Linked DNA regions of Mus musculus: regions 1 and 3 are each linked to region 2. A link is a loop called in an ENCODE intact Hi-C map of the cell type or tissue named here. Cell type or tissue: heart. All regions are shown on one strand. Each heading gives the region's core, and the rest is flanking DNA. Links, peaks and the distances in the headings are about the cores only. Region 1 holds the start of Mettl5 (methyltransferase like 5). Region 2 holds the start of Gm39841 (a long non-coding RNA gene). Region 3 overlaps Ubr3 (ubiquitin protein ligase E3 component n-recognin 3).

Region 1 (10,910 bases), core at 1,231-9,230, 83 kb before region 2:
CAGGGGACCTCCCCCACCCACCCCCGCAAGCCAGGTATGGTAATATACAACTGTAATCCCAGCACTTGGGAGGTTGATACAAGAGGAGCCCACGAATTCAAGGCCAGCTTAGACTACAGAACAAGTTTGCTTCTCAAAAAAAACCTAAAAGAAGGGGAAGGTAGGGAGGCTTAAGAGATATCTCAGAGGTTAAGAACACCCGTCACAGCCGGGCGTGGTGGCACACGCCTTTATTCCCAGCACTCGGGAGGCAGAGGCAGGCAGATTTCTGAGTTCGATGCCAGCCTGGTCTACAAAGTGAGTTCCAGGACAGCCAGGGCTATACAGAGAAACCCTGTCTCGAAAACAAAAACAAAAACAAAAAGAGAAACCCTGTCTCGAAAAAGAAAAAACAAAAAACAAAAAAACACCTGTCACTCTTCCAGGGGACTCAGGTTCAGTTCCCTAACACAGGCAGTTTACAACCCCCTGGAACTGCTCTCCACAGCCGATGGCTTCTAGCGGGTGGGGAAGGATGACTCAGGTTTCTTTAAGGGGCTGGCCGCTGGGAGTTTGGCCATGCTCAAGCGAGTATATGGGCAACAAAACTGTTCCTTCCTCTTCTCTCCTCCTCCTCCTCCCTCTCTCCCCACCCTTGCTCCTTATTTTGTTTGAGGGAAAGGTCACAAGGGTGGAGAGACAGACTGGGAGTACTGCGAAGTGAGTGTGATCAGGATGCATGATAGAAATTACCAAATAATCAATAAAAATACTCTTTTGGGGGAAAAAAAGACTTTGAGTCGTTTCAAATTTGAAGAAACTACGAATAAGATAGTTACAAATACTCATCTATAAGTCTTGGTATAAAAATAAGTTTTAATTTCTCTTAGGCACAGGGCTGTATGATAAACTGATAGAATTTTTTTGTTTTTTTTTTAAGATTTATTTACTTATGATGTAAAACTGAAGGGTTTTTGCTCTCTTATTTTTTTCTAAAAGAGACTTATTTACTTTAATTTCTCTTAGGCCCAAGGCTATATGATAAACTGATGGGGGTATTTTGTTTTTTTAACATTTACTTACTTATTATATATGTTCTGCCTGAATGTATGCCAGAAGAAAGAACCAGACCTCATTATGGATGGTTGTGAGCCACCATGTGGTGGCTGGGAATTGAACTCAAGACCTATGGAAGAGCAATCAGTGCTCTTAACCTCTGAGCCATCTCTCCAGGTGATAAACTGACATTTCATAAGAAAAAGCCAGGCATTGTGCACATCCCTACAACACCGGCATTATAAGAGACTGAAGCTGGAGAAAAGATAGTTCTAAGTCAACCTGGGCTACAGAGTGAGACAACAGAGGAACAAGAAAGCAGCAAAGAGGTGGAAATATTTTACAATCTACAGTGACTCAGGAGACTCCCAGCTTTCCAGGAAACATTTGTTTGTTTGGGGGTTTTGGTTTTTTTATTCTTTTTGTTTTGTTGTTGTTTGTTTTGTTGTTTTAAGATGAGGTATTACAGAAGTCCTCCCTGATTTTAAATCCCATATGTAGCCAAGTATAGCCCCAAGTTCCTACTGCTCCTGCTCCCACCTCTCTAAAGCTGGGTGCTGGGCTCTCACTGGCTTTAGTTATTGTGTGTCTTTACTTATTTTATTTTGTTTTTTCCAGGCAGGGTTTCTCTATGAAGCCCGCTGTCCTGAAACCATTTCTCCAGTCCCTTATTTGGGTTATCATTTGGTGATCCATTAAGAGAAATATTGAGAAAACTTTAAATTACATATCACTTTTAACTGATGAATGTGAAATGCTTTACTGGTGATATACAAGGACAGGGCATGTTTTAATTATGTTCAGATCATTTCTAACACCAGGTAACAGGTTGAAAGAGGTCTGGCTATCTTGTGCATTGCTCTTTCACACTGTTGTAAACGCTTGGCTGTCCTTCAGCAGGTGTTTTTAATTTATTTTGACACATAACCAGAATTCTGGAAGGATTGCCCATGATGATCTTCCAAGATTCATATTTTTGTACACAAATTGTATAAACCTGACCAAGCCAGCTCAAGTCAGTCAACAGGTTCTCCAGGGCAAGAGCAAAGGTTAAAAAGAAAAATCAATTAGACAACATTGTAGCATGATCCCAGCCAGTTCTAAGGCTGAGGAGGGTTTATTTTCTCCCAGTCTGCTTTTACACCATTTTATTTACATGCAAGTAGTAAGGTCAAGGTTAAGGAACAAGCAAGACAATAAACACAAATAGTCAAGGAACTAGCAAGGCAATAAACAGAGTCCTGAGATTGCTGTTTCTAAGGGCTTCTCAAGATGACCAAGATATCTGAGCCTACTTCCCGGTCTTAGCCCAAAGTCACATTTTTGCCTGAAGCCTACTTCTTTGTTCTAGCCTAAAATCAGATTCCTTCCCGAGCCTACTTCCTTGTCCTGGCCCAAAGTCAAATTCCTACCAAGCAGTCCCAAAAAGCTCTCCACATTAACCTAAGGTGATGGTTCCCAGAAACCAGGGGTGGAAGGAGGGACACTGGATGTGTGACAAAATTCCATAGCCACCATCAGATAGAATACAGTGCTTCTAACTGGGACCTTGTAGACTTCTAGAAGCATGGTATCCATTGTAATTATCTAAAAAGGTAAAAAGGATGCTATTACCGCCACTGTGACTTCAGACCTTCAGGTTCGGGTTTTGGGTTTGTCTGTTTGTTTGTTTTAGTTTTCCGAGACAGAGCTTCTCTGTATAGCCCTGGCTGTCCTGGAACTCACTTTGTAGACCAGACTGGCCTCAAACTCAGAAAACCGCCTGCCTCTGCCTCCCGAATGCTGGGATTAAAGGCGTGCGCCACCACCACCACCGGGGCAGTAACAAATTCTTAAAGTAAGGTCATCAGGTCATCAGACCTTAGCGGAATCCTGTTCTTTCTTTCTTTCTTTCTTTCTTTCTTTCTTTCTTTCTTTCTTTCTTTCTTTCTTCCTTCCTTCCTTCCTTCCTTCCTTCCTTTTCTTTCTTCCTTCCTTCCTCTTTCTTTCTTTCTTTCTTTCTTTCTTTCTTCTTTCTTTCTTTCTTTCTTCCTTCCTTCCTTCCTTCCTTCCTTCCTTTTCTTTCTTCCTTCCTTCCTCTTTCTTTCTTTCTTTCTTTCTTTCTTCTTTCTTTCTTTCTTTCTTTCTTTCTTCCTTCCTTTCTTCTTCTTTCTCTTCTTTCTTTCTTTCTTTCTTTCTTTCTTTCTTCCTTCCTTCCTTCCTTCCTTCCTTCCTTTTCTTTCTTCCTTCCTTCCTCTTTCTTTCTTTCTTTCTTTCTTTCTTTCTTTCTTCTTTCTTTCTTTCTTTCTTCCTTCCTTCCTTCCTTCCTTCCTTCCTTCCTTTTCTTTCTTCCTTCCTTCCTCTTTCTTTCTTTCTTTCTTTCTTTCTTTCTTTCTTCTTTCTTTCTTTCTTTCTTTCTTTCTTCCTTCCTTTCTTCTTCTTTCTCTTCTTTCTTTCTTTCTTTCTTTCTTTCTTTTCTTTTTCTTTCCAAAGTACTTTCAAGAAGTCTATAAAAATCAAGATTATTTTCATAATAATATTTAAACTTGCATTTTTTTAGAAAACTTTTTCAACATTTATTTAAGTTTTAGATATGTTGAAGAGATGCTATTGGTTGCTCCTGAATTTTTCAAATGTTTGATTTTTTAGTTTCTCCAAGTACATGGTGACCTGTTTAGAGGAAGGAATTATATATTTAAAGTAGATGCTGCAATTGTAGAAATGGCTTAGTAGTTAAGAGCACTGGCTGATCTTCAAAAGGACCCAGGTTCAATTCTCAGTATCCACGTGGTAGCTTACAACTCCTGTTCCAGGGAACCTAATGCATTCTTCTGAACTTTGCAGGCACCAGGCATGCAAATGGTACAGAGACATAACACAGGCTAAACACCTATACACATAAAATTCTTTTTTGTTTTTGTTTTTTGGGGAGAGGGGGAGACAGGGGGGAGAGAGGGGGGAGAGAGAGGGGGCAGAGAGAGGGGGCAGAGAGGGAGAGGGGGAGGGAGAGGGAGAGGGAGAGGGAGAGGGAGAGGGAAAGAGGAGAGGGACCTAACTAGTTTCATCCATCCATCCTTTCTTACCAACAGATAACACATCACCAACTAATATTAGCAAGACATTTGGTACAAGAAAAAGAGCTTAATGTACTAGCTCAATGTGCTAAAGATTTTATATATAGTAACTCATTTCATTCTGGTAACTGTGAAATGTACTTTTCATAGAAAATAATCTTAGATACATTCTCAACTTCATCAGCTCTCTACTCCTTTAAAAATAATAAAAAGAGAAATCATCCTATTGAGGGCAATCTTGTATTTAAGTACTGGATCCTGACCCCTCAAGATTGGGGAGCTGTGCCCTGAATGGTGGTAGATACCTTTAATCCCAGCACTGACGCAGAGGCAGGCAGTTCTCTGTGAGTTTGGGGCCATCCTAGCTATGGACTTGTAGCAAAGCCTTGTCTCAATATAAACACGCAAACAAACAAACAAACAAGATTGTAAATGCATCCAATATTTTCTTTGTCTTTAAGAATTTTTAAAATGTGTATCTGTGGTTTGCCTGCATGTATGCTTGTGCACCGCACGCATGCAGTGCCTTCAGAGGCCAGAGGAGGACATCAGATCCCCTACAACTGCAGTTAGAGATGGTTGTTAGCCATCCTTATGGACTGAAGACAGGTCCTCTGGAAGAACAGCGTGATCTTAATGGCCTGGCCAAGACCTTTTCTTTGTTTTAAAAGAACATACTTTTTTCTTATTTTAAATTTTTATTTGATTTATTATTTTCTGTGTGGGGAAGGTTGGAAGATAAACTTCAGGAATCAGTTCTCTCCTTTGTGGGTTTCAGGGTATCTTGTATCTTGCCTGCTTTTTTTTTTTTTTTTTTTTTTTTAAGACAGGGAGATAGGGTCTATGTAGTCTTGACTGGTCTAGAACTCTCTACATGAACTAGACTGGCTTTGGAACTCACAGAGATTCACCTGTCATTGTCTCTTCAGCATATCTTATAAGTGTTAAGTCACCATCACCTCCACTCCTGTGTTTTAAACACTTTCTATTCTCTACATTTTATTATTAGACATGCTCTTGTCTCTTTATATCTTGATGATGGTGATGGTGGCAATGGTATTAGGAATGCAGTTCAGTAGTCGCTTGCCAGGCATGCACAAAGCCCTGGGCTCAAATAAAATACGACTATTAATGGCAATAATAAAGTCATTCGAGCTTACTAGGCATTGGTCACCTTAAGTCTTCTTTTCATAATTATAATTATTTTTAAAATTTGCTGCTATGTGCCTACTTCCATTTTTTCCCCACAATCCACAACTTCTGTTTTCAGAATAACAAGTTTCATAGTGTTTCCTACGTTTGACACCACAACCATATTCTCTGTTCATTGTGTAGCCCTGGCTGGTCTGGAACTCACTTTGTAAACCAGGCCATCCTCAAACTCACAGAGATCCTCCTGAATGAGGAACTAAAATGTACACTACCCATGCCGGCAATATTCTTTCTTTTCAAATCTCTTTTGACGTTTCTTCTTGCTTCACTGACATCCGTAAGTGCTAAGAAACTCGAAGCCTCAGAAAACGAGGACGGGAAGATTAAAGCCGAGCATTCGACTGGAGAAGGACGCAGAGGTGGGTGTAGACCGCTACTTTCTGAGGCGTGGGTGGACACGGGCCTGGTGTCCCATATTGCCTTCAACTCTCTCCCCATCCCTTGCAGGTCTATAGATACTCAAGACAAAGCTGGCGTTCCCGGGCTTGGTGGAGGCTGGTTTGTGATCGCCGATGAAGACCGCTTCTTCCGATGGCGCCCACGCGGACCAAAAAAACCACTCTGGTCCTCGTCGGAACCAGGGAGCCCGGCAGAGGTTGCAGCTCGGCGCCCGGCAGAGGGCGTGCATGCGTGTCGGTACTTCCGGCACTGCGGGGAGGGACCGCGAGGACCAGCTAGAGGCATACGAGTGCTTTCCTGGAGCGTCTGGGTTCCACGGGCGGCGATCCCCGCGAGGCTCGTGGGATCCCCTCGCTGAGTCCTAAATAGTCTGTCCCCGACCCTCCACCCCACCCCCACCCTGCACCGCTGGGGAGTTTCGGGTTAGGTAGACTTCCCTGCAGCTCCCGTGCTGTGAAGCCCCAGGAGCCCAAACTTTAAAATACAGAGAAAACGATGAAGAAGTTAAAGCTTAAGGAACTAGAGAGTCGCCTGCAAGAAGTGGATGGATTCGAAAAGCCCAAGTTACTTCTAGAACAGTATCCCACCAGGCCGCACATTGCAGGTAGGGCGGCTGGTTCATCGTGCCCTCTTGGGGCTTGATCCTGTCCAGTTCATGATGAAAATAAGTAGCGATTTGGATATAAGGAAGTTCTGGAGACATACCATACCTTTAGACAAAGTAGTTTTCTGACACTGCAGCGTAGACACTCCGAACCCAACCACTCATTTTACTGTTTTTTCTGAGTGTCCATTAGCATTATCAGACAGCTTGTTTGTTTGTTTGTTTGTTTGTTTCTCTCAACACACTGTAAATTCTCAGGAGCAAGGAATTTGTTAGTCTTTTCGGTGTCTAGAGAGTCATGTACTAGTTAGGAGCTCATTAAACATTTGCTTAATACAGATAACTTCGTACTGAAGTCAAGGACATGTATTTCCCGTGTTACGTATTTCTGCCCTAGAGACAAATACTAGAAATCGAGTTTCAGGTTGTGGACAGTTGAGGAAGCGTTTCTTCACAAATGACCTCTTGCTTGGTGCCAGAGATTGATACTGAGAATGTAGGAGAGAATAGAGCAGAATCCATTCATATGTAACACCCTTAGCAGAGTAGCAGGGAAGACTTGGTAAAGTTCTTTTGGTTGGGAGTACCTGCAAGAGGGAATCTCTTTCAGTTCCAAAATGGCTGTGTGTAAGCTGCCAATGTAATCTCCATGGGTTTTCATTCTAAAATAGTGTCATATCACCAATCAGATTTGCAATGAACTGTGTTCAGATTAAGACTAGTCTGCTATGTATTTAGCGTGTGTATGTTCGTGTGTCTTGTGTGTATGGAGGGTAGAGGTCAACATAGGGTGTTTTTCTCAGTTGCTCTCCATACGTTTGAGCCAGGGTCTTACTGTATTTAGAGCTTACCCATTCACCTAAACTGGCTGACCAGCAAGCCTCAGAGATCCTTCTGTCCTGTGTTCCTAGCACTGGGTTTATAATCATGAACACCTGACCTTTTACATGGCTGCTGGGTATATGAGCTCAGGTTCTAATGCTTTCTGGGTAAGTACAGTACACACTGAGCCAGCTACTACCACACAAGTCCCTGGTTTTCTCATTGTGACTTTTTACAGCTTCTGGTTGTAAGGTTTGTAATGAAACCTAATTTTCTTTTAAAGATTTATTTATTTATTGTATGTAAGTATGCTGTAGCTGTCTTCAGACACTCCAGAAGAGGGCGCCAGATCTCGTTATGGATGGTTGTGAGCCACCATGTGGTTTCTGGGAATTGAACTCAGGACCTTAAGAGCAGTCAGTGCTCTTAACCACTGAGCCATCTCTCCGGCCCCAAAACCTAATTTTTAAAAGATTAAAAGTAGAGGCCAGGTATGCTGGAACATTCCTTTAATTCCTGCACTTGGGAGGCAGAGGCAGGTAGATCATTGTGAATTCAAGACCAGCCTGGACCATATAGCCAGGCCAACTAGGGTTATATAACCAGACACTGTCTCAAAATAAACAAGCAAACAAATACATACATACATAATCAGTTCTTTCATACCTAGTTTCTAATGTGCACGACATGAGTTTCAAAGTACCTGCAACAGTAATTAACTATCCCAGAGTTGGTTTAAAAATGAGATTTATTAACCGGGTGTGGTGGCGCACACCTTTAATCCCAGCACTCGGGAGGCAGAGGCAGGCGGATTTCTGAGTTCGAGGCCAGCCTCCTGGTCTACAAAGTGAGTTCCAGGACAGCCAGGGCTATACAAAGAAATCCTGTCTTGAAAAACCAAAAAAAAAAAAAAAAAAAAGAGAGAGAGAGATTTATTATTTTATGTGTATGTGTTTTTCCTGCATGTGTATATATGTGTGTACCACATATGTGCTTGGTGCCTGTGGAGTTCAGAAGGGGGTATTGTTTCCCCTGGGTTACAGGTGTTTGTGAACCAACATGTGGATGCTAGGAATCACATCCAGGCCCTCTGCTCCTAACCCAGTGAGCTAACTCTCCAGCCCTATAGGATTTTTGTTTGCTGTTTTTTTTTGTTTTTTTTTTTAAAGATTTATTATCATACTTAAGTACACTGTAACTGTCTTCAGACACACCAAAAGAGGGCATCAGATCTCATTACTGGTGGTTGTGAGCCACCATGTGGTTGCTGGGATTTGAACTCAGGACCTTTGGAAGAGCAGGCAGTGCTCTTACCCGCTAAGCCATCTCAGTGGTTGTTATAAATAAATGTTCTGGATTCTCAGACATTAGTGATGGCTATGAGTCTTTCTTGTTCAGATATGCACAAAGAAAACTTGCTGGTGTTATTCCATGTTTAAGAAAATGTGTATATGAGAGTCTTGTTTTTGAGAACTATGTGATCTCAGCTACTTCTGCTCTAATTATTTGTTCTGTTATCAGGTCTCTGTTGTAGATTATGAATATGTGTATTTATTGATAGTACGTCTAAGTTTGGGTTGGGAGATGGCTCAGCAGTTAGGAGCAGCAGCTGCTATTCCAGAGGACCTGGGGTCAATTCCCAGCACCCACAGTGGTCTGTAACTCCAATCCCTGGAGGTATCTTATACCCTCTTCTGGCCTCTGAGGGCACCAGACACATGGTATACATCCATGCAGGCAAAACATAAAAATAATAATACATATAAAATAAAATTGAAAAAGATTATCTCTAAGTCTATATCATGGATGTAGAAGTCTGTGATACCTGTATGATGATGACAAACATTGCAAATAAATTCTGTGTCCTTTTGTTAGTGTTCTCTGTCCAGTTGTTTATTATTTATTGCACAAGTCTCAGCCTTCAATCAGCGGTCCGAGGAAAACTTGTAGGATTGGTTATTTTACTTCCATTATATGGGTCCTGGAGATTGAACTTGGGTTGTTAGGTTTGGCATTGAGCACTTTTTCTTCTTGAGAGCCATGCTGCTAGCCCCAGATCAGTAAAACTTCAAAAGTTTTGGAGATATGATAGAGTTGCTTAGCTTATATTCTGGCTTAGAATGACAGACTTATTTAATAGTTAATAAAATTTAATCTCTCATAAAAATATCTCAACATCAAAGGGAACACTGCATCTATGTATCTTTGTAGACCACATGTTTTGGACAGTTTTGTTACTCTTGAAATTGTCAACAGAAACTGGACATAGCCCCATATTATTTGGCAACCACTGGTGTACATTATTTTCCTTTGTGGTGCCTCTTCCTAAATACCAATTATTACATTGTATCTTTAAAAAAATAAACTGGAGGCCCCTAATGAAGGAGCTAGAGAAAGTACCCAAGGAGCTAAAGGGGTCTGCAACCCTATAGGTGGAACAATAATATGGACTAACCAGTAACCCCCCAGAACTGTGTCTCTAGTTGCATATGTAGCAGAGGATGGCCTAGTCGGCCATCAATGGGAGGAGAAGTCACTGGTATTGCGAAAATCATATGCCCCAGTACAGGCGAACACCAGGGCCAGGCAGCAGGAGTGGGTGGCTTGGGGAGCAGGGCGGGGGGAGAGGGTATAGGGGGCTTTGGGGATAGCATTTGAAATATAAATGAAGAAACTATCTAATAAAAAAAAATGCCTTAAAAAAAAACTTGAGGGCTGGCGAGATGGCTCAGTGGTTAAGAGCGCCAACTGCTCTTCCGAAGGTCCAGAGTTCAAATCCCAGCAACCACATGGTGGCTCACAACCATCCGTAACGAAATCTGATGCCCTCTTCTGGAGTATCTGAGGACAGCTACAGTGTACTTACATATAATGAATAAATAAATAAATCTAAAAAAAAAAAAACTGGAAAAGAAATAATCTGGCGCTACTGCAGATTACTTTAGAGCCCACTGCATAAGATCCTAATAGGAAGCTTCCTAACGTATGCCCTAATGCTCTTCTGTTTGGTTTTAGCATGCATGCTTTATACAATCCATAACACATACGATGACATTGAAAACAAAGCGGTTGCAGATCTAGGATGTGGCTGTGGAGTACTTAGCATCGGAGCGGCAATGCTAGGAGCAGGGTGAGTGGTCGTGTTTTACTATTTGGATGTGGAGTGGCTTCAGTCAATGTATATATAGGATCAACTGCACTCTATTCATGGGACTTTGAGGGTAGGGTGAGGGGAAACAATAATTTGATACGGAGTACATTTTGAATAGGCTGAAGACCAAAAACTACATATAAGAAAGAAATCAAAGTTTTGTTAATAGCAATTATCCCCTTATACCTGCCATGCTAGAAAGTCATGCAATTGAAAACATCATTCAATCTTATTTTGTTAATTGGGTTGAAAAATGCATGGTAAAATAACTACTATTGTTCTTTTTTTTACTAGGAACCTGTTCTCTTTTTTATTTTCTATTTATAGGTTGTGTGTTGGATTTGACATAGATGAAGATGCACTGGAAATATTTAATAAGAATGTGGAAGAGTTTGAGCTAACAAATGTTGATATGATTCAGTGTGATGTGTACTCATTATCTAACAGAATGTCCAAGTTATTTGATACAGTAATTATGAATCCTCCCTTTGGGACCAAAAATAATAAAGGTTAGTAATAGAAGTACAGTACATTAGTATATTTATAGAGCAGTGATCTGGGTTGTCATTTTTATTGCTGCTGTTCATTGAATCAATCACCTTTATACTTATTATAGTTCTCAAGTGATATTTGA
Region 2 (10,910 bases), core at 993-8,992:
TCTGGAGCAATAATTGCTCCCCAAAACTTTAAAGATCACTGTATAAGAGCAAAGGTTTGTAGTAAATTTCCCTTCAGAGGAATAAGCTAATAAAATACTCTCCATATAATAAACAATATACACTGAAAAATTCAAAGTCCTAGCTTCTTGTATTGAGGCAGAGACATTTTATGTATATTAAGGCTATTAGCCATTACTAGAGGCAAAACCTTTCAATGTATAAACTCACTAGAAGCATCCCTTTACAATTATTAGGATGCAAAGGAAAAAACAACCTTCCAAATCCATAATAATTCTATATGCGTAGGCAGTTCAGATTGTAATGTCTCTACAAGTTTTACAGCCTCATTGACCTTTCTTTTCTTTTTTTGTTTGATTTTTTTTTTGTTTTTTGTTTTTGTTTGTTTGTTTGTTTGTTTCCCGAGACAGGGTTTCTCTGTATAGCCCTGGCTGTCCTGAAACTCACTCTGTAGACCAGGCTGGCCTCGAACTCAGAAATTCGCCTGCCTCTGCCTCCCAAGTGCTGGGATTTAAGGTGTGTGCCACCACACCAGGCTACATTGACCTTTCTTAAATCTTAAGTTTAAACTTTATTTTGAACAGCACCTGGATAGGTCTGTAATAATGCTGTTTTGGCTTAAAAATAATTCCCCAGAGGCAAAGAGAGGCAAGGCCCCCAAAACTTCCCTAAGCAGGGTTTGCAAAAGAAGAGAAATGCCACATAAGCCTTGCTTAGGCTGCTCTGAGCTTTGCATTAACTCAAATGTAAATATTTCTTAATCTGAGCCTACTGCCTGAGTCCTGGCCCAAAGATTTCCCCTCCTGCAGTGAGGAAAGATTCCAGGGGAACAATCCTAATGTCTGTCTATGCATTTAATTTTTGGACAGTCTTTCCTAAGATGATTTATACTTAGAGCATTCCTTATAACCTTGGCACTGTGAGAGCATTACTTGTACTGTAGTTCCCTGCAAGGCAGCAACCATAGCTAGACTCTGATTGTATGAGGGTCCAATTTCTGTACAAGGACAACTATATCCGGTAAGTCTGTCTTTGCTTTGGATGGCCGCAGTGAGCTACATCAGTGTTCTCATAAGACAACTGTGTGAAAAAGGAGGAACCCCTGCTTGAGAATCTCCGAAATTCTACTAGCTGTTTGAGTAGCACATCCACAAACTCCTTGAAACAGTTCATCAGGAGCCTGTCTGATACCAAATACATTCTCACTGAGATCTCCTTTCCAACCTTGCGGGGATTAAATTTTACTTCAACCACGGTATCCAAGAAAGTTAGTGTAAAGCGGGCAGCGGGCCCATACTGGCCTCAGCTGGTTTTTAATTTTTATTACTTTTATAATCCTAATTACAAAATATGGGTGAGTTAAGAATCCTGAGCTTGTGATCAAACTACAAACTGCAGCCAATGGAACACTGGCAATTTAACCATAAATTTTAAGTTTCTTTTGCAATATTACAGCATAACCGTAACTTTTAGAAAGCAAAACCCAATTTTAAACAGTCCATCCTCTTTAAAATCAATATAAAAAGCATCACTTTTACCTTATAACGTTTGGCTCCCAATTCTTACATATGAATGCATGACAGTACATCTTTTAATGCTTCATTAAAGAGACATTGTTTTAAATTTTATCCATTTTAAGTCTAGTTTCTAGGATAAGAATTACATAAAATATTATCCCAATTTAGAAGTATCTTTAGAGGCCTGGTTTCCTGGTCTGGTTCATGCCACGTGTTGTTGTTTAAAATGATTCCAACCCCGAGTAACCATTTTAAAGCTAACTTTCTTGTTCCCAATGTTACACCTTTTTAATCATACCCAATAACTTATAAGCTAACAATACTCTATGACCAAGACATGCAGAGCATATTCACCCCTTTAAGACCAGTCAGAAACCAAATGAAGTGGTTGTAAATTTAGATCAAACAAAGAATTTTTAAAAAAGATTATTTATTATGTGTAAGTACACTGTAGCTGTCTTTAGACACTCCAGAAGAGGACTTTAGATCCCATTACAGATGGTTGTGAGGCACCCATGTAACCACATGGGAATTGAACTCAGAACCTCTGGAAGAGCAGTTGGTGCTCTTAACCACTGAGCCATCTCTCCAGCCCTAAACAAAGAGTTTTTACTTTTCTAGGTATAATTTCAAGAGAAAAGCACTTTGTCACTTGCTGAACCCAATAATCACAATTGCAGAGATTTTTCTAGGAAAAAACAGCTATCAGCTTATTTGCCTTAGAACATAAGAAGCTGCTGACCCCTCTTAAAAGCAGCTTTTCAGCAGGGCCTCTTCTGCTGTGCTTGACTCCTGGCTAAGGGTGAGGGGCAACTTAAATCAGCCTCCACAGTGCAGACTGAGACAGCGGAATCAAGAGATAAAGTTTTAACCATTTTTTCTTTTCAACATGAAACATAGAACAATAGTCATTCAGACAGCAAAACAAAAACAGACACAAATTGACACATGGACAGATTGGTGCACCAAGGACAGATAATACTGAGAGGGTAGGGGACCTGATGTAACCAGAACTAAGGACATCTCCTGATTTCCTTCTGTCCTTAGGAGAACTCTTGAAATCAATTTTCCTTCTCTCTTGATCTCTCTCTCTCATGTCACTTGTATATCTAGCATCTCCCTTTTTTGTTCTTGTTGTTGTTTTTTGTTTTGTTTTATTTTTTGAGACAGGGTTTCTCTGTATAGCCCTGGCTGTCCTGGAACTCACTCTGTAGACCAGACTGGCCTGGAACTCAGAAATCAGCCTGCCTTTACCTCCTAAGTGCTGGGATCAAAGGCATGCATCACCACTGCCCTGCTTGTTTTTGTTTTTTGCTCATTTTATTTTATTTTATTTTATTTATCTTATGTCTTACTCCTCCCACCTGATGCAGTACTTACTGCCTGTTTAGAATTTTCCAGTCCCATTTTCCACTGTCAACCCCTAGCTGATATCAGCGTTGGGCCGAAGCTGACTTAGTCTAGCCTGTATCCTTTTTGCACTCTTGCAATCAACAGCCTTCAAAAAATGAAATTTATAGCGCAAACAATTAATGCTGTATGTTGCTTACCACCATGCAGGATACCATCTTTTTCCATTTTCTGTGCTCCACTAAGACAGTGTCCCTCAGTTGGTCTTTCTATATTCAGGTCCCTCATTCGGGTGCCACCTGTAGCTGCCAGCCGCCATGGGTTTCTGGGTTCCTGAAAGGAAAGCTGGGGATGGATGGGAAGGACAGCAAGAGAAATAACAAGCCAAGACAAAAGTTCTCTGATCAAGGCTCAATGTTTTAATTCTAAGGTCTGAATATAAAGAGGGGAGATACTCTGCCAGTATCTTTTTTTTTTCTTTTTTTTTTTTTTTTTTTTTTTTGAGACAGGGTTTCTCTGTGTAACGCTGGCTGTCCTGGAACTCACTCTGTAGACCAGGCTGGCCTCGAACTCAGAAATCCGCCTGCCTCTGCCTCCCAAGTGCTGGGATTAAAGGCGTGCGCCACCACGCCCGGCTGCTCTGCCAGTATCTTATCGTTGCTGTCAGTTTGTCAGTATCTTGTCAGAAAGACAAGCTCAGCTGCTCAGCAGGTAGTGGCTTCTTGCAGGAAGCTGCAGATGTGACAGGACAATAAACTTCACCTAGGTCGGAAGACTCCACTCTAGGTGAGCTAGCAGACTGTGGCAAACAAGGTCTGAACTAGCCCCCTCAAGGCTGGGGGAAGGGCCCAGTCTCTGCAGTGGAAATAGCAACAAAGGAATAGAAATAGAGCCTGAGTGTGGTGGCACACATCTATAATTCCTGCATTAATGGGGGCAGAGGCAAGGCATACCTGTGTAAGTTTAAGGATAACCTGGTCTATATTGAGAGTTCCAGGAGCCAGGGCTACATGCCTTGTGTAAAACAAACAAACAAACAAACAAACAAACAAATAAGCCCACACAGCTGTAGTTATCTTTTCTCTTTTAAAAAAAGATGCCCCCAAACCAAAAACAGACAACAACAAAGCCAGCAAACATATTGGAGAAGAAATAGTCTCTTCAAAACAGCTAGTGAGGAAACTGGAGTCTGCCTGTAGACACTGGAGTCCGACTGTAGACACAGGGAACTACGTCTTTATTTCTCACCCGGTATAAAAGTCAAGTCAAAATGGATCAAAGATCTTGAGTAAAGCTTGAAACTTTGAAGCTAACAAGGTTGTGGGGAGGGAGGAGGAACAGGTCAAGATACAGGCAGAGGCAGGGACCTTCTGAACAAGGCTCCACTGGTGCAGGGAAGAATATCAAGAACTTTAGCGAGTGGTTTCCATGGAATTAAAAAGCCTCTGCACAACTCAGTTTTGCCACAGTTTGCCACAACTTTCTGCTGCTCTTTCTCTCCCGTTTCCCACTATGAAGAGAGGTGGCTTTGGAGATAACCAACTGAAAACTGCGCAGCGCTGCTGAGAACCGCATCCCTTACGGAAGGAAGCGTGGCAGCTCTGCTCCCCTGGGGAAGGAAGGGTTTCCCCAGCAAAAGTGTAAGACTTCTGCTCAGCTTTGCTCCAGGGAAGGTGTTGCAGCTCTACAACGTCACACAGCACAGCAAACCTCACATACATTTATTGGGAGGGAAAAGTCCTGGAGAGAGTCTGCCTCTGCTCCAGGGAGAAGCAGCTGCGAATCAAGCAGTAGGCATAGAAATTCTCAGGGGGCAAAGTTTTCCAGGGCAAAGATTTCCAGCGTAGGGATCGGTGGGATTTCAAGTCTTCAGCTCGAGGAGCTCGGGCTTGGTGAGTTTTCCTGCACAGAGACTGGTGTTATTTTTGTTGATGGTGGTGTTTTGTGTCCGTCTCCCCCCCCCCCCCCCCCCCTTTCCTACATCGAGCCCATGGGTGAGAACAGAAAGACTGCCAGGGCAGCAGGCAACTTTGCCTGAGGCACCATTCCCATGAAGTCACTCTGGGAAGCTAGAGAGGTGGTGCAGCCACCATGGCAGTTCCTGCAGTGGTTCTTCAAGGTGGCCACTGGCTGAGGCTGGAGAGGAGGTGCTGCAGCTGCTCCTGGGGAGGCACCTCACAGCACTAATCCACCCCCTTGCTGGCTGCAGCATTTTGAAGAGAAGGCCATGCACCTAGCGTGGGCAGCACAGTAGAGCTGGCCCTGGTGGTATGGGCGTGGCCTAAGGGCGTGAGGCTTGAGAACTGGCCCTGCCTTTAAGCAGCTGCAGCACTTGGGAGAGCGGGCCCTGTACCTTGCCTGGCCAGTACAGTAGAGCTGACCCTGGAGACAGGGGCTTGGGTGAGCCAGCCCAGAGTATGAGAGTAGTATGAGAGCAGGAGAGCTGGCTCTGACCTTTGACAGTTGCTGCATTGAGAGATCTAGCTGGGGCGGTGCAGAAGGGCTCCCCCTGGTGGTGGGTGGGCCAACCCAGCTACCACCAAGCCCAGATCTAGGGTTTTGAGATGACTCACCCCAGTATCTACCACATTTATGAACTGCTGGAGCATGTGATAGGACTGTTCCTGCGGATCCAAAGCTGCTGAATCTCCATGACACGGGGCAACAACAGGGTGTCATCAAATATCTTCCTCTATAGGAAAATGGACAAAACTGGAAATCACTATGTCAAAAGAAATAAGCAAATCTCAGAAAGACAAACACAACTTTTCCATTCACATACAGAACAAGGATTTTTTGGGGGTGGGGTGGGGGTGGGTTAGGGGTGGGGTTTCGAGACAGGGTTTCTCTGTGTAGCCCTGGCTGTCCTGGAACTCACTTTGTAGACTAGGCTGGCCTCGAACTCAGAAATCCACCTGCCTCTGCCTCCCGAGTGCTGGGATTAAAGGCGTGTGCCACCACGCCCGGCTGCATCTTATGATTTGAGACATGGTCTCTCACTGAATGCTCAGCGATTCCACTAAGCTGGCTGGCCATTGAGCTCCAAGGACTCACTAGTCTATGCTCCCAGTGCTGGGATTAAAGATGCATGAAACCACACCAGCTTTTACAAGGGTGCCTGGGCAATCTGAACTAAAGTTCCCATACTTAGGTGGCAGAATCCTATGTCTGTCTATGTAAATGCAAGCCTCCAACCAACCATGTGTGATAAACTAAGCCTTCCTGATTCAGAAAAAAAGAAGAAGGAATTAGGCCTCTTGCTAAAAGGTATGAATGACCTACCTTGGAAGAGGCTCCTCCAGCCTGTCTTTCATCTGACTCAAGAACCGCCCAGTATTTGGAACCACTTTTATCTCAAGCCAGAACTATCTAGTCAACTGCTTGTGAACTCCTGACTCAGATAGGTCATGTTTATTGTTCCAAGTGTTGTTTGTTTTGTTATCATTGAGAGGGTATCACTGCTGTCAGCATGGTCTAAAATTTCTGGGCTCAAGTCTGTCTCTGTTTGTCTCTGTCTCTGTCTGTCTCTGTCTGTACCCCCCCCCCAACCCCCACTGTGTGTGTGTGTGTGCCTTGACCTCACAAGTACTGGAATTACAGGTGTACACCACTGTACTAAGCTAAGCTGTTAAATTCTGAGGTTACTTGACCAACAATAAATGACTCATACTTAAAAACTAGCAAAGCATAATGAAAAAAAGAAACCTATACAACCCAAAGAGCTGAGCTATTAAATGATTGATTGTGGTTAAATCCCTTTCAAAATAGAAAACGCTAGGTCTGCATCAATGTTGAAGTCTACCTGCAATTTAAGGACAGGCAGAGTAAGCTGTTGTTTTTTTTCAGTAATTCCTTTGGCTCTTTTATGCTTTTTGAAACTTTTGTTTTATGTGATCATGATTTTGTTTTTTGTTTTGTTTTGTGCTGGGGACAAGGCCCCCAGGTGCCAATTATACATTTTGCTACCAAGTTGCACTGTAAGCCTAAATTGTCTTATTTGTCCTCCTAAGAACTGATTTGTTTTGTTTCTGCTATGTTAACAAGGCTGGCTGAGACTTCTTGGGCTCAAGTCATCAACCTATTCTAGCTTCCTGTGCAGCAGGGACTACAGTCAGGTCCTACATCTGGTTTGTTGAAGTTCTTGCACCTCTAGTTTCATGTCTTCTTCAACTCTGTCTTCAACTTCAAGTTCTGTCATCTCATAAACTCTGCTTCCCCTTCAGTCTCCTCTCCAGGGAGGACCAGTTCCCTGTTATAGCCTTTTAATGGATCTTTCTTATTCTAAATATTTTCTTCACAAACTCTCATTCCAGCTGTGCTTGCTCTGTTGTAAGATCCTAAGTCCAAGCTGGGCATAGCTGCACATACCTTAAGCCTAGCACTTGGGAGGCTGAAAATTGATTCTGAGGTCAGCCTGGCCTGTAGAGGGAGACCTTATCTAAAAGAAAAAAACAAAAAACAAAACAAAAAACAAAACAAAACAAAACAAAAACCCAACAGACAGTACTTGTGGTGCATGGTAATTGTTAGTTCTAGTATTTCTACTTTTTTGCTTTGGTTGAGACATGATCTTACTGTGTAGATAACCCTAAGCCTGGCCTTGAACCAACAAAGCAGCTATACTAGTCTTACCCTCATGTCCCTGCCAGAGCATACCAAGTGCTAGAACTCCAGGCATATACTGCCACGGCAGAATTCCACTTTGCTTTAAATAGAATTTCTTCATACACTAGTGCACATGCATGTGGACAGATATATCTGGTACATGTGGAGGTCAGAGGATAATGCAGACTTGGTTCTCTTTTGATCCTAAAGACTGAATTTAGCTCATTAGGTATTGTTACCTGATAGCCATCTCTCCATGTCCCACAGCTTCCTTCTTTTTTTTTCAATTCTTTGCCAAAATTTTTAGACAATTCTCTGAAAACCCTAGTATCTTTAGATCCTACAAATAATAATAGAATCTTGTTTTCACTCATGACTCTTTGTGAGGCTATTTTATTGAATGTCCTACAACATATCTGCAACACTTCTTACATTTGAAAGCCTCCTATATTATTGTTGTATAACAACATTCCATTAAGGTTAGTGTTTTAGCAAAACCTTGCTATCTTACAGGCTCTGCTTGGCTCGGTCCTCTGCTTCAAGGTCTATGCTTGACACGGTATTTGGCTGGACTCAGGTGGGACTACAGTGGGACAGGATCCACCTCCAAAACCGCATGGCTGCTGGCATCATTCTTACCAGCACAAGCACCACACTCCACTAACTCTTCTGGTCACATGAAGTTCGATATAATCATTAGGCAGCACCATTTAAGATGGGCCACACACAGAGGGACAGCTCCCAGCCACATGTCTGCATTTCCTTAGCAACGCCTCAGTTCTCTGAGGTAGTTAAGCAGGGATCGTAGCATCTTGTTCAGCTTCAGTTTGTCTAGACATTCTCAGAAGTGATACAGTCTAAACTACTTGGTCAATTTATTGCAAATTAAACTTATATTTTAATTTTAGTTGTATAGTTTATTGGCCTTGATACACATAATTTATAAGTAATGTGTTTCAGTATAATCTGATCTATTAAAGATTTACTTTGAATTTAGAAAAAAAAACCTTGAGTACAACTTTTCCCTATTACATTATACTGAGCACTTGAATTTAGGAGAATAAGAAAACTATGTTAGTGTGACTACATATGCCTATAATCCCAGCACGTGGAGGCAGAAGTAGGTAAACTGTTGTGGGTTCCAGTCAGGATAACACATAAGACCATGTATCAAAAGAACAAGACAAAAAAAACAAACAAAAAAACCAAACAAAAAAACCCAAAACAGCTGTTCTCCCGGTTCCTTCGAGCTCATCGTCTCTGCCGTCCTCTGACTTTTAATTTCCAGGACTTGCCTTCTGCCATGTCGTCTGAAGAAGGGAAGCTCTTCGTGGGAGGGCTCAACTTCAACACCCATGAACAGGCACTTGAAAACTACTTTAGCAGCTTTGGGCCTATCTCTGAGGTGGTTGTTGTCAAGGACCGGGAGACTCAAAGATCCTGGGGTTTTGGCTTCATCACCTTCACAAACCCAGAGCATGCCTCAGATGCGATGAGAGCCATGAATGGAGAGTCCCTGGATGGGCGCCAAATCCGAGTTGATCATGCAGGAAAGTCTGCCAGGGGATCCAGAGGGGGTGCCTTTGGTGGGCGTGGTCACAGTTACTCTAGAGGTGGTAGAGACCAGGGATATGGAAGTGGAAGATATGACAGTCAACCTGGAGAATATGGATATGGGTATGGGTGGTCTAGAGACTACAGTGGCAGCCAGGGTGGCTATGACTGCTACTCAGGAGGAAATTACAGAGACAATTATGACAACTGAGATGGGGCATGCACACAAATATACACAAGGAATAAGACTTCTGATCCAGGATCGTCCTTGCAAATTGCTGTATTTATAAAGATTTTTGGAGCTGCGCTGAAATGTCTGTTTTAGTACATCAAGTCCTATTTTTGAATTGAGCTCCCAAGGTAGTTTGTTAAAGAACTTTTAGAAAGCTCCATGTGTTGTTTAAACATTTTTTTCCCTTTTAAAAACAAATTTTAAGACATTTGTTACAGTCCCAATATTTTTCCTTTTATCAGAATTTTTGTTTAGGCACTCAGGATTATTGTTTCTGGCCAAAAGAAAAAAGTGGCCAGGCTAAATCAGTTTTTAAAGTTGTGTATTTAGGGACATTTTAAAACCTTGTAAACAATGCTTATCATGGCCAGAAAGTGATTTCTGAATGTACCTATGAGCAATCCGAGTCAAGATCATGATTACTTAGAGATGTTTTTTATTAAAGATCACCATTCTGGTATATAGAAGAGCTTCTTTAAATTGTTTGTGAATGTCATTTTTTAATACTGGAAGAAAAGTATTCTGTTGTGTCTGATGTGTTTAGGATGTCCTTTATGGAGCTAATTAAAAGATGAAACCTGAACACACACACACAAACAACAACAAAAAAAAAAAAAACAAAAAAAACCCCACCAAAACAGAACAAAAAAGAATTAAAAAAACCAAAACAACCAAACCAAGCCAAAACAAAACCCTAATTTATGTACTGAATATTTATGAGTAATTATGAACGTATGCTTTAGCATAAATTTATAAAATTACCTAGATCAGCTGGTATTTTGCTAATATCCATACATCAGTCTCTCTTTTTAAAAAAAAGATTTACTTATTTTATGTATGAGTACACTGTAGCTGTACAGATGGTTGTGAGCTTTCATGTGGTTGTTGGGAATTGAATTTTTAGGACCTCTGATCCCTCTGGTCAACCCAGCACGCTCTGGTAGGCCCTGCTTGCTCCTGTCCACTCTGCTCGCTCAGTCCCTGCTCGTTCTGGTCCAAAGATTTATTTATTATACGTAAGTACACTGTAGCAGTCTTCAGACGAACCAGAAGAGGGCATCAGATCTCATTATGGGTGGTTGTGAGCCACCATGTGGTTATGTGGTTGTGGAATTTGAACTCAGGACCTTTGGGAGAGCAGTCAGTGTTCTTACCTGCTGTGCCATCTCACCAGCCCTTCCTACATCAGTCTCTTAAGTGTTGAATATTCATACAAGTTCATTTTTCTCACAACTGAATTGTCAGACATAAGAAACAATTTAAACTGGCATGCTGAAGCCAGGCATGGTGGTACACACCTGTAATCCCAGCACTCTGGAAGCAAACAGGCAGGAGTGAGAGCCTGAGATCTGTCTGGGTTATAGAGTAAGCCTGCCTTGAAACAAAACAACATGTCATATTATAGTAATTATTTATGGTGCTATGATATAAACATGAAACGTGAGGAAAATTAATATATAAATTTATTTATTATTATATGTAAGTATACTGTAGCTGTCATCAGACACCCTAGAAGAGGGCATCAGATCTCATTATGGGTGGTTGTGAGCCACCATGTGGTTGCTGGGATTTGAACTCTGGACCTTCGGAAGAGCAGTCAGTGCTCTTAACCGCTGAGCCATCTCACCAGCCC
Region 3 (10,910 bases), core at 1,851-9,850, 150 kb before region 2:
TTCGAGGCAAGCCTGGTCTACAAAGTGAGTTCCAGGACAGCCAGGGCTACACAGAGAAACCCTGTCTCAAAAAAAAAAAAAGTACATTATCTCAGGGATGAGGGGAAGGGGTGTAAAATGAGCATCACTAACCCAGCAAAACCAGTTGTACTGTAACAGGCTGCACACATGAGAACCTGAGTTTGGCTCCTATATCCCAGATAAAAGCCAGGAGCAGTAGTGCACTCTCATAACTGCAGCCCTGGGGGACAGAGACAGCAGATCCCAGGAGGCTCTCTAGGCAATAAAACAACCAGGTCTAAGCTCAGTAAATGGATACTATCTCAAAAGTAAGATGGAGGGCTGGAGAGATAGCTCAGTGGTCAAGAGCACGGACTACTCTTCCAAAGGTCCTGAGTTCAAATCCCAGGAACCACATGGTGACTCACAACCATCTGTAATGAGATCTGATGCCCTCTTCTGGTGTGTCTGAAGTCAGCTACAGTGTACTTACATATAATAAATAAATAAATCTTTTTAAGAAAAAAAAAAGTAAGATGGAGAGATGACTAAGGAAAACAGATATGCCTGTGTCAGATATGCAGGCACGCGCGTGCACACACATACACACACACACACACACATATACACACAGGAGGGGTGGGAGGGACGGGAACTAAAATGGTAAATAGAAGGAATGTGTAAATCAAAGAATTAAATAGGAAAATAGAAAAATATTGTTTAGAAACAGATTAGGGAATGTGATTTTATTGGATTGTATAAAGTAGTTATCAATAAAGTACTCAGACCTACATAGCTAATGACATATTATTCTTTCATAGACAAAGTTAAAGTCAGTGTGTACCTATGCGTTCCTCTGCACTGGTAACCTGAGTCAAGATAACAAGACTGTGGGGATCAGATGTCGGCAGCAACTCTACCACTCTTTAGGGAATGCCAAACTCCCTGGGTAACAAAGACTGTGACTGCTGAGAAATTTTCTCTAAACAAAAGAAACAAACTACTCAGAATTAGGATCTGTAAATTTCAGGCCAGCCTGTTCTATATTTTGAAACCCTGTCTGGAAAGGAAGGATGGAAGGGAGGGGGGAGAGAGGGAGGGTATCAGAAGGGAAGGGAGGGGAGGAGAGAAGAGAAAAGGGAGGGATGCAGACAGAGAGAAGAAATTAGGAGCAAAAACATCAATTTTGCATCTTTAGATTTCTTTTTCTTTTTCCTTTCTCTTTTGATTTTGTTTGGTTATTCTTTGAGACAGAATCTCACTATGTAGACCAGGCTGAACTCAAACTCACAGAGATCTATCTGCCTGTCTCAGCTTCCTGAGTTATGGGATAAAAGGTGTGCGCAACCATGCCTGGCATGTTTCAATTTTTCAACATGAACTATTCAATTTACTTACCCAACAAATAACGACTAGGTGAATGTCTACTAGAAGAGAGCCGCCATAGATTCTGAGGATGAGAAAGAAGCAAGCCAGGCGGTGGTGGCACACACCTTTAGTCCCAGCACTCAGTGGGCAGAGGCAGGCAGATCTGAGTTCCAGGACAGCCTGGTCTACAGAGTAAGTTTCAGGGCAGCTAGGACCATACAGAGACACTGTCTCAGAAAAAGGAAGGGAGGGAGGGAGGAAGGGAGGGAGGGAGGGAGGGAGGGAGGGAGGCAGGCAGGCAGGCAGGCAGGCAGGCAAAAAGAAAAAATATAGAAGGAAAAACATCTTCCCTCAAGGAACAAAGAAGTAAATAAACACCTACAATCAAACGAAGTGGCACAAAAGAACAGAAAATATGAAAAAGGAAGTGGCCAAGTAAACAGAAAAAGGGGACCTCCAAGTGCCTCCTTCAGGATTCTAGACAAAGGCAGAGATGTGATGGCCCTCTGGGCCTCTGAGCTAAGTCTGGATTTGTTGTTTTAGGGAATTTTGTTTTGTTTGTAGAAAGTTTCTTTGTTTTTTAAGTACAGTCTATGATGCGTGCTAACGTGAACATTCATTCATTCTAGTATTTAAAAATCCTGGTGGAAAGAAAGTTTCAGGTCCACCTAACAACTATAAACCCACATTAACAGCTATTTGAATATTATCTGAATAAAGACTTTCTCAAGAGCACTATTTTTCCTGTAACCGGTGTTTTACAATATTGTTGCATATAAGTAAAGTTCATTTTACTCCATTCTCAACTGTCAAGGTGAGCAATATTTTCACCCTTTGTATAGAAATCCATCCCCTGATATCATGCTCTTTGTTTTATATCTGTGATTCCTCTACTCATTCCAAAGCAGAGCGACATAAAGTCAAGTTTCAAACCTGACTGATCAAAGAGCAACTAGGTTTTTCTTTTTTTAATTTAGTAATCATATTTCATGATAGTTACTTTATCAGGTCAATAGCAAAGTTTGCTTTGTTTCTTGAACAGAGATCTCACTGTACAGCCCAGGCTGGCCTTGAACTCAAGAACTTCCTGGAGTTGCTGGGATTACAAGATGACATACTTCATCTAGCTTAATAACAAAATTTTATAAAGATCCTGAGAAAATAATCTAGTTTTTTTTAACCTTTATTAAATTATTTTATTTATTTACATTCCAAAAGTTGCCCCTTTTCCTGGTCCCTTCTTCGCAAGTTCTTCGCACACACCCCACCTAGAGAGGGTGCTTCACCTGCCCACCCCACCTCATCCCCAGCAGCACCCCTCTTCCCTGGGGCATCAAGTTTTCACAGGATTAAGAGCATCCTCTGCCATCAAGGCCATACAAGGCAGACCTCTGCTACCCATGTGTCCAGGGCAACCAACTAGCCCGTGTATGTGTCTAAACTGTTAAATGACCATATCATGTGTTATAACTAAAACGTCTCTACAGAAACCCCAATTACTCTGTAATGACACTAGTCAGCGTGTTAGACTCACAATGCTGTGTATCTGTCCATTGCAGACTGCACGTCTCGGCGGTAAACGGTTCGAAGAATGACCATGACAGGATCAAACTCCTGATCCCAGACTTCAGCTATCAGACAAAAGAAAGCAGAAATAGAAATCTGTCTTCTTAGGAATAAAACCAATCTTAAATTATTTGTTGTACTATTGAGAACATTTAAATTAAAAAATTGGAAGTTAAACTTATTCAATTTGCCTTAGAAAGACCTGGATGCTGTGGTCACTTTTACTCAGTTAAAAAAAGAAAATGTTCTCTTAGGTTCTTCAAGCCTCCACAAACAAAAGTTTCATAACAGAAAACAATGCCTCACTATAAAGTTTAGATCATTGCTATTGGGTTTAAAGATATTTTTTTCTTATTTTCTTGGTAAGTAGGGTACATATTAGAAAGAAAAAGAGTACCTTTAAAATGATTCAATTGTAAAATTACAAAACCTAAATTTAAAATGTACTAGTCAGCTGATTTTCCGGGCCACTTTATAAATGGTTGCTTTCTACTTCTCAACTAAAAGTTAATCATGATTCCCCTTCCTTCTGTACAATTATGAGTTACAATCCTATTACTGTATATATACAATTGGTTAAATAGAGGATAGTTTTAAATATTAAGTTTCTATACATCATTTTCTTTTAGTATTTATACAATTATTTTCAACATGTAATTTTAAGATTTAATATATATGATAAATATAAAATTTATAACCTCATTAATAATCATGTTAGGTTGAAGTGACATTTTAAAAAATTAACCCACTGGGAAAAAATCTGCAAAATCCTAAGTATGAAATATTACAGATGATAACTTAGATGGAACAGATATCTAAAAGGGGGCCTGAAGGGCTGGAAAGATTGCTCAGCAGTTAAAAACACAGGCTGCTCCTCTAGAGAGCCCTGGGTTCAATACCCAGCACCCACTTGATGCTCACTCAGTTACTATAACTCTAGTTCCAGAAGATCTGAGGTCCTCTTCTGACTTCCAAAGGGACCTGACATACATGTGGCACACATCTAGCACACATATATGGCAAGTATATATACATGGTAGGCAAATACTCATAAAATTCTTATAATAATTTTAAAATATGTCCCATGTGGTGGCTCATGAGACAGAAACAAAAGATCTATGTGGGTTTGAGGCCAATGAAGTCTACATAGGAAGTTCCAGGCCAGGGTTACATAGTAAGATTCTGCCTCAGAAAATAATTGGTCAGCTCTGAAATCACAATACAGGTAACACTCAACAGACTAAACAATTTGTATTTATATATTCATGTGTGACTAAAAAGAGGGAATGGAGAGAGGAAAAGTAATTATATTTTAATTTCAAAATGTTTTAAGTGGAAAATAAAATACTAAAAGATGACCTGAGGATAATTTTAGAGCCAGTATCTCTTTCCCTAGGTTAATTTTTTGTTCTGAGACTGAAGAAATGGCTTAGAGAGCACTGCTAAAGAGCACTGCTCTCCAGAAGGACCCGGGTTCAATTCCCAGCACCCACATGTGAACTCACAACTGTGTGTAACTCCAAGATCTGACACCCTTATACAAACATACATGAAGCCACAACACTAATGCACACAAAAATAAAAAAATAATAAAATTTTTAAAGTATTTTTTCTGTTCTCACTCCCTCTAGCAAAATCCTTACCATTTACGAACACAGAACACAGCTTATGCTTGTTTTAGCTTCCAGCACAGGAAACTATTGACTACAGACCTAGTCTGCCTTGAACTTTACTGTGCACAGCAACCATCTACAGAGCTTGTTTATCAAGCAGTTCCCAGACTTAACCTAATCTGGTGATGCTGAGAGCAGCGAGGCTGAGGCACTGGCTAGTGGGCAAGCCTACTGGTGAGGCTGCAGTACTTCATTAAGCCTCACACCACACAGGAACACCAATCCATTCAAGTTCATCTAGATTTCAGGAACAGCCTGTTCTGTACATAATACAGATGTACTCCCCTTTCTCTTTAATGGTGTACATTACACCCAGAGAGTGTATTATTCCTAATTAAAAATGTCACTGGAAATAATACTTTTCTTCTATCCTTTGCCAAAAACAGTATATAACTTCAAAACACATACTGGACTTTCATTTAGAAAATAAGGTAGAGGACCAAGCAACATGCACAAATTTTATTCAACCCCTTCAAAAACTTAAGTTTCTGTCAATCAAAATCTCACCAATTTCTCACTCTTGTCAGTAAAATCATCTATAAATATAGGAGAAAAACCTTAGAAAAGCAACCATACAAGAGAAGGCTTCTGTGTCTTTAAACACAGCTGTAAGTGCTACTGGCATCCTAACAGACTTTAAACTATCTCAGAATAAAATTTAGACAGTGGGCTGGGCGTGGTGGGAAATGCCATTCATCCTAGCACTTGGGAGACAGAGTAGGTAGATCTCTTTGAGTGGGAGGTCAGTTTGGTAGACACAAGTTTCAGGACAGCCAAGGTTACATAGTAAGATCTTGTCTTTGAAAAAACAATACAATGAATGAATAAATGAGAAAGAGAGTGACAAAGACAGAGAGGAGGGAAGAAGGGAAGAGAGGAGGGAGGGAGGCAAGAAAGAAGGGTTGGAGGGAGGGAGGGAGGGAGGGAGGGAGGGAGGGAACTTTCTAACTGAATTAAGAAAGATAATATTGTTTTAAAATTTATGATTCATTTATGGTTAGTGGTCACTTACAGAAATGAATTAGAGTTTCTAAAGTTGTTTTTGTAATTTAGTAATTTAAGAAGGCCATAGTGTAACATAAATACTTTCTGTTGTTGTTGTTTGAGACAAGTTATCTTAATTACATGGCCCTGACTGTCCTGGAACTAGCTAGACTGGGCTGGCCTTGAACTCATAGACCAGCATCTACTTGCTAAATAGAATTAATACTAAGAAAAACATAAATTTATAAGAAATTTGGCAGAAGCCAGGCGATGGTGGCGCACGCCTTTAATCCTAGCACTTGGGAGGCAAAGGCAGGCGGATTTCTGAGTTCAAGGCCAGCCTGGTCTACAGAGTGCGTTCCATGACAGCCAGGGCTATACAGAGAAACCCTGTCTCGAAAAAAGCAAAAAAAAAAAAAAAAAAAAAAAGAAAGAAAGAAAGAAAAGAAATTTGGCAGAAGAATGCCAAAACTGGATTAATACAAGATAACTATTAAAGGGGGAAAGTCAGGGAAGGACTTGGTTTTAAAGTACAAGGACCGAAGTTCCACCCAAGAGCCACATAAAAAAGAAAGGCATGGTGGCCTGTACATATAATTCCAGAGCTGAGGAGGTGTGGACAGGCAAATCCCTGGGGCTGTCTGGCCACAGTTAGCCTATTGAGTAAGCTCCAGTTTCAGGGAGAGACCCTGCTGCAAAGGACAAGGTGATGACACCCGAGGAACGAAGGCAGATCCAGGGTGACCTCTGGCTTCACCCACACCCGCACCTACACACACACACTAATAAATAAATGTACAAAGAACAAAAACAAAGTATTTTCTTTGTGAAACTACAGGCAAGAATACATTTCTGTATAGAGACATACCTTTGGGAGTGTACATGCCTTGTTGCATAGAGCCTCCAGGTTCAAAAATGGGAGCCCTAAAGTCCGCTACAGCAGATAAAACTGATTCAAAGCTATAACTTCCAGGAATAATGCCACTTTTGGGGTTGGGATTTTCTGGGATATAATGTATGTGTCAAGAAAACAAACAATATTAATGACTAGCACCAGCATCAACGTCTACAAATTACTCAGTTCAAATTCATTTTACCAAAATAGAAAATGACTGGCTGTAATGTATAATGTTGGCCACAAGAGGGTGACATAACAGTTCAGTATGAACCTTATTGTGGTTTTAAATATATGAGCCAAATAAATTATATGATGAGGTGGCCCTAAGTATACTTTCCCCAAAATAAATTGATCGAATTCCATTAAATGAAAGGAAAACAATTTCCATTATGTCCATTTTCATCACTGTATAAATATACTGTACCCTTGTTCAGAAAACCAGAAAGAATATACAAAAACCCAGCACAGATGTGTAGGAGTAAAGACTACTTTTCTAAAAGCAAAATTTCTAAAAGCAAATAAAAACAAGTGGGTTCACACAAAGGGAAAGCACCAAGCCACAAATACTCTGTCCTAGTTCATATTAAGGCATGTAATTCTTAAACTAAATCAAATTTTAGAAAATGTTTTTGCTAGCTGTTTGAAGAAATAGTCAAAGGAGGCTGAGGATGGGTTTAACCCGTATCACTGCGATGCGGTTGGGGCTTGCTACCACGCAGTACTGAACTGATGCTACAAAATCTTCAAGTCGTTAAGAAAACAAATATTTTCTAAATGATACCGACATACTAAATTTTGTTAGATATTTTCACCATACACTAACACTAAGATTTTAAGGTTTCATTACCTTGCCACTATGATCAGCCTATAATGGCAGTATTTGGCAGGCAGAAGCAGGAGGATTAAGCCAAGTTCAAGGCCGGTCCACACTGTAAGTTCCAGACCAAGCAGGGCTATACAGCGAGATCCTACCTCAAAAATGTCTGCATAAAAAAAAAATTAATGTATTTAAGGGGGCGGGGCTGGATAGATAGTCCAGTGGGTAAAAGCAGTGACAGCTCTTGCAGAAGACCTAAGTTTGGTTCCCAATACCCACACAGTGATTCATAACCATCAAATCCAGTTCCAGGGGTTACAACGCCTTCTTCTAACCTCTGCCAGGACCAGGCATGTATGTGGTGCACATAACATGCATGCATACAAATACCCATACATGTAAAATAAATACTTTTTTAATTTTTAAAAAAAAAACTACTACTGAATATTCAGCTCTATCTCAGGGACCATACCTCCAGTAGGTAGAGGATAATCCATAAACTTGAAAATTCTTTAAGACTGAGTCTAACAAAAATTTTGGGAATATTTAAACCCCTAATAGTGGTAATTATAAAGACTCTAAGCTCTATGTACTCCAGCCTCGCTACATAAGGAAAAATGACAGGGGTCCCATTTACAAAATGCCCAGCTTCCTCTCCCTAATGCTGCTATGAGAGGCGCAGGTCCTATGTGTCCAGAACGGTCAACCCTGAAGTCTAAGAAAATCTTCCTGAGAGACAGTGAGAGACGGCCAAGCACACAACCTGCCCTGAACACATCCCTCAGCAAACAACTTATCCTACACATTTGCAAGTTGAAAAAAATATCTTTTAAATTGAGATATTTTTAATCTACAAACGTAATTAACACAAGCACAAAATGACACTTTGAAAGGATATGAGGTCAAGCAAAGAGCTATGTGTCCTGTCGTTCATACACAGCTGGGCCACCATCTCTGCCCTGAGAATGTCATCGTCAGACATCCCTAAAATTATAAAAACACAATTAACCTGGAGAGAGACATTATAAAGAAATCACCACATGTTTTATTAAGATGTTCTACAAAATGTGAAGTGTCTTAAGAGTGAAAACCGCGAATTGACAGCAGAGTCTCTGCCTTTATACTGTAGCTCCTGTAAGCAAAGGATTTTCTGAAGACTATTCTAAACCTAAAACTATTAGTTGTACGTGTCAAGATTTTAAAAATACATTCAAACACCGGGCAGTGGTGGCGCATGCCTTAAATCCCAGCACTCGGGAGGCAGAGGCAGGAGGATTTCTGAGTTCAAGGCCAGCCTGGTCTACAGAGTGAGTTCCAGGACAGCCAGGGCTACACAGAGAAACCCTGTCTCGAAAACAACAACAACAAAAGTACACTCAAATATATCCACATCCTTTTTCTTTTTCAATAAACAAGGTACTAGCAGGGGGCTGGGGGGAAGAGAAAGAAACAGTACTAATGACAGTATTTATTAGTAGATTACCTAGGTGTAAACGAAGACTCAAAAGAATCACGAGGAACGTGAGAGCACCCTCTAGCATCGACCGCTCGTGCTCCACATCGAGCACCATGTTGTGGTGCTGTGAAGCCATGGTCAGTAAGTCCACCACCTTAAATCTACAAGAGGGGATAGCGCAAATACATTTTTAGAAAATAAAGCAAAACTGAGTTAAATTCCATATACTTCCTACCTGTCTGTCTTAATAAGCATACACTTACCTTTCAAAGACAGATGATATAAAGTAGTCTGGGTCAAGTCTAGAAGCACAGACCTTTAAAAGACACAAGCAAAGTTTTATCTCTCACATTCAGCTTTGCTTTGTATTAGTCTTGCTTTTAGATTTTTCTGTATCTTCTTCTACTTCCACAAGCCATGAGCCACACAAAAAGAAAGACTCAAAGACTAGTAAAAGATATTAATAATAACTGTGGAGAGTGAATTCCAAATAATAGAAAACTTACTTAGGAACAAAGCCCCACACAAGCATCCACCCACTTTACCTAACTGCCACACAATTATAGCATTTCCCCAGCCCTTAATGAATCTAAGGCTGAGCATAGCACAATGAGGTACAGCCCCTATGCCACAAAGCCTGACAGAACTATTTAGAGTTCTTCCTCTGTTCTCTCTTGCCTTTCCTACAGAAACTCTCAAAACGAGTGTTAGCCGGGTGCTAGCCGGGGCTTTCTCCTGGCTCCTGTTTCTGCTTCCTGACTAAAATTTGACTAAAACCATATGGCCGTGGCCCATATGCTACAGCACCCTTCCCCTGGGAAATAGAAGTACTACATTCTTTCTCGTGAGCTGACGTCTCCCATGCCCACTGTCACCTCTGAAATTAAGATACCATGCACACCGAGACACTCCCAAAGCGCAGCAGCTGGCTCACCTGTAGTAAGTAAATGTCTGGGTCAATCATGGAGTTACAGAAATGAGACTGGACATAGGTCATGGCTTGTCCTTTGATTTGCAGACCATTTCTTACCCACATGTTACTGTGAATTTCAGCAAGACTAGCCTAATGAAAAGATGAATTAGAAAATATATCATCTAAATTCAATAAAATCATATTGTATTAAGCAATCATTTAAATATTTTTACTTAATCATAATATGAGCTAAGCATTCTGCTCAGCATTAGATACTCAATTTAAATATACTTGTTTGTTTGTTTGTTTGTTTGAGTAACTTCTTGCTTTTCCAGTGCCCCAGTTCCTTAATATCCACTTGGATGGAGGCTTGTATTTTATTTAACAAATGCCTAGACCTTAATCTAGGCTTGTTCCCAGACTAGCTTGTAACTCAATTATCCCATCTATGTCCTGCTACATGGCTGGTTATCTCTCCTCGGTTTTATATGCCCGACTTCCTCTGAGTCTGGATGGCAAATCTTTTTTTTTTTTTTTTTTTGTTTTTTGTTTGGTTTTTCAAAACAGGGTTTCTCTGTATAACCCTGGCTGTCCTGGAACTCAAACTCAGAAATCTGCCTGCCTCTGCCTCCCAAATGCTGGGATTAAAGGCGTGCACCACCACTGCCCAGCTAAATATACATTTTTTTGCTTTTGTTTTTAGGACAGGGCCTCAATATGGAGAGATAGAGATAGATCCTAGACTGATGACAAAAACCACTATGCACCTCAAATTGGCCTCTGTACCACTAATATAGGTTTATGTTTAAAAAAATATCCAAACTAATGACTATATTTCATATAGGTCTCTTCTTCAAAGTGTATAAAGGAGCTAGTTTTCCACTATGGCTTCTGGATATATTTATAAAAACTTCAATGAAATCTTTTTGGAAAATGCAGTGCTTCCTTTTCATTCTATTTTTCCTTCAATCCCAGCCCTACCAAAAACAAAAACCATACATAATGTTTAAAAGAAGTGAGCATAAAGCAAGTCTAATTGGTCAAAGTCTTTAATTCAACCTAATCAACATTCAACCTAGAAAACCCATCTTACAAATAAGTGGAAATAAAATTTTAAAAAAATCAGACTAGAGAAATTGTTCTTTCTCTATCAGAATTTAATTCTATCAAAAATCGGATTAGAGAAATCATTCTTACTCTATTAGAATTTAATTCTTTATGTCCAGCATTAACTA

Evidence for each region. Hi-C counts contacts between places; a loop is a spot of excess contacts. Peaks named below come from ENCODE experiments on the same cell type or tissue, not always from the same donor. Only the 100,000 strongest peaks of a DNase experiment are listed, where the experiment ranks them.
Region 1: it touches region 2 in a loop (2.6-fold over the local background); 5 of 42 quality-filtered maps call a loop at or near these places.
Region 3: a loop joins it to region 2, with 7 times the contacts of the local background. A loop is called at or near these places in 5 of 42 quality-filtered maps.

What each region holds. Positions count from the first base shown.
Region 1 is chr2:69,880,642-69,891,551 of GRCm38, reverse strand. It overlaps Mettl5 (methyltransferase like 5), which reads left to right and starts at 5,937. Exons shown (of 7, transcript NM_029280.4): 1 at 5,937-6,303; 2 at 10,141-10,255; 3 at 10,604-10,785. The coding sequence starts at 6,195. In heart, for the core only: CTCF peaks have their summits at 5,907 (motif pointing right) and 7,458 (motif pointing right); a DNase peak (open chromatin) is centred at 5,921; H3K4me3 peaks cover 1,970 bases; H3K27ac peaks cover 1,342 bases.
Region 2 is chr2:69,797,497-69,808,406 of GRCm38, reverse strand. It overlaps Gm39841 (a long non-coding RNA gene), which reads right to left and starts at 6,269. Exons shown (of 3, transcript XR_866401.3): 1 at 6,169-6,269; 2 at 5,460-5,578; 3 at 3,405-4,788. It also overlaps the pseudogene Gm13624. In heart, for the core only: a CTCF peak has its summit at 5,395 (motif pointing left); a DNase peak (open chromatin) is centred at 5,336; H3K4me3 peaks cover 510 bases.
Region 3 is chr2:69,951,656-69,962,565 of GRCm38, reverse strand. Ubr3 (ubiquitin protein ligase E3 component n-recognin 3) reads right to left here. Exons shown (of 39, transcript NM_177783.6): 14 at 9,697-9,825; 15 at 9,026-9,078; 16 at 8,790-8,923; 17 at 8,205-8,290; 18 at 6,460-6,601; 19 at 2,903-2,999. Among named protein-coding and RNA genes, the nearest start is that of Ubr3, 60 kb to the right of the region's middle. In heart, for the core only: a CTCF peak has its summit at 6,721 (motif pointing right); no DNase peak of the experiment used is centred there.